2 separate regions of the Homo sapiens genome follow, and region 1 is linked to region 2. Evidence: read pairs that join two places in POLR2A ChIA-PET (ENCODE). Cell type or tissue: Panc1. All regions are shown on one strand.

Region 1 (2,500 bases), 510 kb before region 2:
GTCCCAAGTTGGAAAGGAAGGAGGAGAGAGGCAGAGAGAGAGAGAGAGAGAGAGAGAGAGAGAGAAGCGCGAGAGCGGCCCTGTAATTGAGCAGAAAGGAAAGGGAGAAAAATGAATCCCAAACTTTGGGCTTACCTCTTTCTGCTGGCTGGCTCGCCAAAATATGTTAACGGTAGAGGATGTCCAGGTTCTTGGCATCTTGAACAAACAATTGGACAAAATGCACAAACAAAGCAAGAAAGGAATGAAGGATTTTATTGAAAATGAAAGTACACTCCACAGTGTGGGAGCGAGCATGAGCATAGGGGCTCAAAGGCCCTGTTACATTTTGTGAGTTTAAATACCCTCTACTTGGGGTACACCCTATGTAAATGAAGAGGATGAAGTAAAGTTACAGTTACAAAGTTATTAATGGCGGGCATACGCCCTATGGAGAGGATATTTCCCGTTATAACTGAAGTGTGAATTGGCCTTATGTTCCCTGTCTCTAGACCCTATTCTCCTGCTTCCTGTGAAAGCAGAGGGTTTTGTTTGTTTTTTGCTTTTTGTTTTTTGAGACGGAGTCTTGCTCTGTTGCCCAGGCTGGAGTGCAGTGGTGCACTCGGCTCACTGCAACTTCCGCCTTCCCGGGTTCAAGCGATTCTCCTGGCTCAGCCTCCGGAGTAGCTAGGACTACAGGCGCGTGTCACCATGTCCCAGCTAATCTTTCTTTATTTTTAGTAGAGACGTGTTAGCCAGGTTTCACCGTGTTACCGTGTTACCGTATTCCAGCCGGGCTCCGCCCCTGGATTCGGTGGACAGACCAGCTTTACCTCCAGAGACTCCCCCTGTCTTCCCTGCACCGGCTGACTATACCTACACACTTCGGTGGCACAATCTTTGTTTAGATATGCTGATGCCTTCCTTCGCTGGGAACGGTCCAGTCCTGCCCGCCTGGCGCTCAGCTCTGCGGATCTCAGGGGATGGAGTGGCAATCTCATTGCTCCCGCCTCTCCTGACCCCTCTCGCCTTCTCCTCGAGACCCGGGTTAAGTGGGCAGAGGGCTCCGAGGGTCCTCTCCCGCCGTGGGATTGCACAGAGGGCTGGGTCCGCAGGCTGGCTAAAAGGACCTAGCCCAGGATTGCGAGGCAGCGCCCTCCCTGCAGCTGGACAGACTCGGGCGCCCGGCCCAAAGCCCGGCAGGGGCGTGTCCGCGCGCTCACCTGCTATTGGCCAGGTGGGGCTGTCGGCTGCCAGCAGTGCTTATGCTTTAAGTGCGGAGCGGGTGGCTGCGGAGCCAGGCGCGGCGCAGGATGGTGGACAGCGTGTACCGGACCCGCTCCCTGGGGGTGGCGGCCGAAGGGCTCCCGGACCAGTACGCGGACGGGGAGGCGGCGCGCGTGTGGCAGCTGTATATCGGAGACACCCGCAGCCGCACCGCCGAGTACAAGGCATGGCTGCTTGGGCTGCTGCGCCAGCACGGCTGCCAGCGGGTGCTCGACGTAGCCTGTGGCACTGGGTGAGCCCAGGCCGGGGCCGGGGGCGTTGCATGAGATCGGGGTCTGTCTCAGCCTGTACTGCGCGGCCGCAGAACCACAGGGCCGGGCACGTCAGGGCGGCCTTTGCCAATCCTGGAACGGGTGGGACACCAGGGCCAGGAGCAGGTACCTGCCCGGCAGAACAGGCACTGCGAGTGCCCCGTGAGGCTAGGGGTCCAGGTAGCGGTTCGCAGGGAGAGGCCCCGGAGAAGGGAGACTGAGTGTGAGTGAGGGTGTGGGCAGAAAAAGTGAGCGTCCCTGAGGCTTTGGAGCCAGAGCCACGGACAGATTGCAAATATTCCTCCTGTGATGGCCTTGGGCAGTGTTAACAGTTAACATTGCTCAACATTTGCACCTGCCAAGCCCAGTGCCAGGAGCTTTTGATACATCACTTTTTCAAACCCTCACAAAGCCCCATGAAGTTAAGCAGTGATATTCTCTCATTTACTACTGGGGAAGTAAGGCCTCAGCAAAGTAAAATTCCCTCATACATCATCCAGTGAAAAGGAGCTAACAGGCCCGGGTTGGTTAAGATCTGTCCTGTGCTCTATTTTTCTCTTTTTTTTTTTTTTTTTTTTTGAGATGAAGTCGTGCTCTGTCGCCCAGGCTGGAGTGCAGTGGCTCCATCTCGGCTCACTGCAAGCTCCGCCTCCTGAGTTCATGCCATTCTCCTGCCTCAGCCTCCCGAGTAGCTGGGACTACAGGCGCCTGCCACCACGCCCAGCTAATATTTTGTATTTTTAGTAGAGACGGGGTTTCGCCGTGTTAGCCAGGATGGTCTCGATCTCCTGACCTTGTGATCTGCCCACCTCGGCCTCCCAAAGTGCTGGGATTACAGGCATGAGCCACCGCGCCCGGCTTTGTCCTGTGCTCTAAACCACCATGTTCTACTGCCTTTTGTGCACACGTATTTTAACTTCAAGGAGCCTCAGCTTGTCTGTCTCTCAAATGGGAATGACACTATTTACCTCTCAGGATTGCCA
Region 2 (2,500 bases):
GGCCAACATGGTGAAACCTTGTCTCTACTAAAAAATTAGCCAGATGTGGTAGTGGATGCCTGTAATCCCAGCTACTAGGGAGGCTCAGGCAGGAGAATTGCGTGAACCCGGGAGACGGAGGTTGCAGTGAGCCGAGATCATGCCATTGCACTCCAGCCTGGGCAACAAGAGTGAAACTCTGTCTCAAAAAAAAAAAAAAAAAAAAGTCAAGCAAAGGAACACACCCATTGAAACCACAAGGGTGTGCAGATGCATGTACACAGACCTGGAAAGACGAGAGGGTCACTCATAGCTAGAACCATGCATGTGAAGCACCGCGGTACCACTCATTCATGTACTTGTGGAGCCCCTTCCACTCTGGAACTACCCAGGGCTGATGGGGTGGTGGGGGAAGCACCAATATCACAGATGGGTCATGGTCCAGCCCTTCCAGTAGCTGCTAAAGGAGTCATCTCTGGAGATTTACTTGAAATTTTTGGGCCAGGTGTCATGGCTAACGCCTGTAACTCCAGCACTTTGGGAGACCGAAGCAGGCAGATCATTTGAGGTCAGGAGTTTGAGACCAGCCTGGCCAACATGGTGAAACCCCACCTCTACTAAAAATACAAAAATCAGCCGTGTGTGGTGGTGCACACCTGTAGTCCCAGCTACTCAGGAGGCTGAATCGCTTGAACCCGGGAGGCAGAGGTTGCAGTGAGCCAAGATCGCGCCACTGCATTCCAGACCGGGCGACAGAGTGAGTCACCACTTACAGAGTCCAGTTAAAAAGAACAAGGTTGCCGGGCGTGGTGGCTCACGCCTATAATCCCAGCACTTTGGGAGGCCAAGGCGGGTGGATCACCTGAGGTCAGGAGTTTGAGACCAGCCTGGCCAACATGGTGAAACCCCATCTCTACTAAAAATACAAAAATTAGCTGGGCTTGGTGGCATGTGCCTGTAATCCCAGCTACTTGGGAGGCTGAGGCAGGACAGTCACTTGAACCCGGGAGGTGGAGGTTGTGATGAGCCGAGTTCGTGCCGCTGTACTCCAGCCTGGGAGACATGGCAAGACTCTGTTTCAGAACAAAAAAAAGAAAAAAGAAAGAAAGTTTCTTTCTTTCTTTTCTTTCTTTCTTTCTTTCTTTCTTTCTTTCTTTCTTTCTTTCTTTCTTTCTTTCTTTCTTTCTTTCTCTTCCTTCCTTCCTTCCTTCCTTCCTTCCTTCCTTCCTTTCTTTTTTGTTTTTGAGACAGAGTCTCGCTCTGTCACCCAGGCTGGGGTGCAATGGCGCCATCTCGGCTCACTGCAACCTCCGCCTCCCAGGTTCAAGAGATTCTCCTGTCTCAGCCTCCCAGATAGCTGGGATTACAGGTGCACACTGCTACGCCCAGCTAATTTTTGTATTTTAGTAGAGACGGGGTTTCACCGTGTTGCCCAGGCTGGTCTTGAACTCCTGAACTCAGGCAATCCACCCACCTTGGCCTCCCAAAGCGCTAGGATTACAGGCATGAGCCACTGCGCCCGGCCTGAAAGAAAGTACATTTCAAGGCTATATTTTAAGAATAAGGAGAAGGGAGAAAAAAGAGTTTACACAGTAAGCTTCAAGGTTACATCTTGAGACCTGAGAGAAAGGAAAAGAAAGGTTTGAAAATGCATTTTGAAGTTAAGCTGCCCAGTTACACTTTCAAGGCCAACTTTCAGGTGTTGACCTGGGATGGAGGGAGGACTTCCTGATTCAGCAAAGAGATGAGGGACTGGAGAACTGCCCAGCTCCTACTGGGTCAGAGTGAAGCAGAGCTGGACAAACAGGTCCCAGTGCAGTCCAGAAAAGAGAGGTAAACCACTTCTGCACTTTCTGAGCTTTCCCAGGATTCGATTCACAGTCTGAGAGGGAAGGCACAGACTCTAGCCTCAGGGTGCCCAAAGTCTGAGGTGAGGGAAACAAGCTCTGCTCTCAGGGAGTTCCTGCTTTAGAGTTGGGAAAGTGAGATCTCACCAGAAGCCAGAAAACAAGACTTGGTATCATATAAAGATGTATGGATGGCCAGGTGTGGTGGCTTATGCCTGTAATCCCAGCTCTTTGGGAGGCTGAGGCAGGAGGATCTATTGAGTCCAGGAGTTCAAGACCAGCCTGGACAACAAAGTGTGACTCCGTTTCTATAAAAAATTTAAAAAGCATTGGTGGTACAGTGGTGAACATAGATGCCCTCCAAAAAAATTAAAAAATTAGGCAGGTGTGCCTAGAGTCCTAGCTACTTGGGAAGCTAAGTCTAGAGGATCGCTTGAGCCCAGGAGTTTGAGGCTGCAGTGAGCTATGATCATGCCACTGCACTACAGCCTGGGCAACAGAGCGAGACTCTGCCTCTAAAATAAATAAATAAAAAAAAACAAAAACAAAATAAGAACACAACATTAACTCCTAATTTTTTACAGCCCCTGGCAATGACCATTCTATTTTCTTTCTTCTTTTTTTTTGAGACGGAGTCTCACTCTGTCACCCAGGCTGGAGGGCAGTGGCGTGAT

What was found. ChIA-PET counts read pairs that join two places held together with the same protein. Peaks named below come from ENCODE experiments on the same cell type or tissue, not always from the same donor. Only the 100,000 strongest peaks of a DNase experiment are listed, where the experiment ranks them.
Region 1: POLR2A ChIA-PET joins it to region 2 with 16 read pairs; 3 of 35 experiments call an interaction of 5 or more read pairs at or near these places.

Annotation. Positions count from the first base shown.
Region 1 is chr6:42,959,476-42,961,975 of GRCh38, forward strand. All of the region lies in intron 1 of CNPY3-GNMT (CNPY3-GNMT readthrough), which reads left to right. GNMT (glycine N-methyltransferase) reads left to right here and starts at 1,279. Exons shown (of 6, transcript NM_018960.6): 1 at 1,279-1,498. The coding sequence starts at 1,293. RefSeq lists enhancers at 998-1,499, 1,678-1,727. In Panc1, no CTCF peak of the experiment used is centred here; no DNase peak of the experiment used is centred here; H3K4me3 peaks cover 1,621 bases.
Region 2 is chr6:43,469,858-43,472,357 of GRCh38, forward strand. No RefSeq gene overlaps it. Among named protein-coding and RNA genes, the nearest start is that of TJAP1, 6.5 kb to the right of the region's middle. In Panc1, no CTCF peak of the experiment used is centred here; no DNase peak of the experiment used is centred here.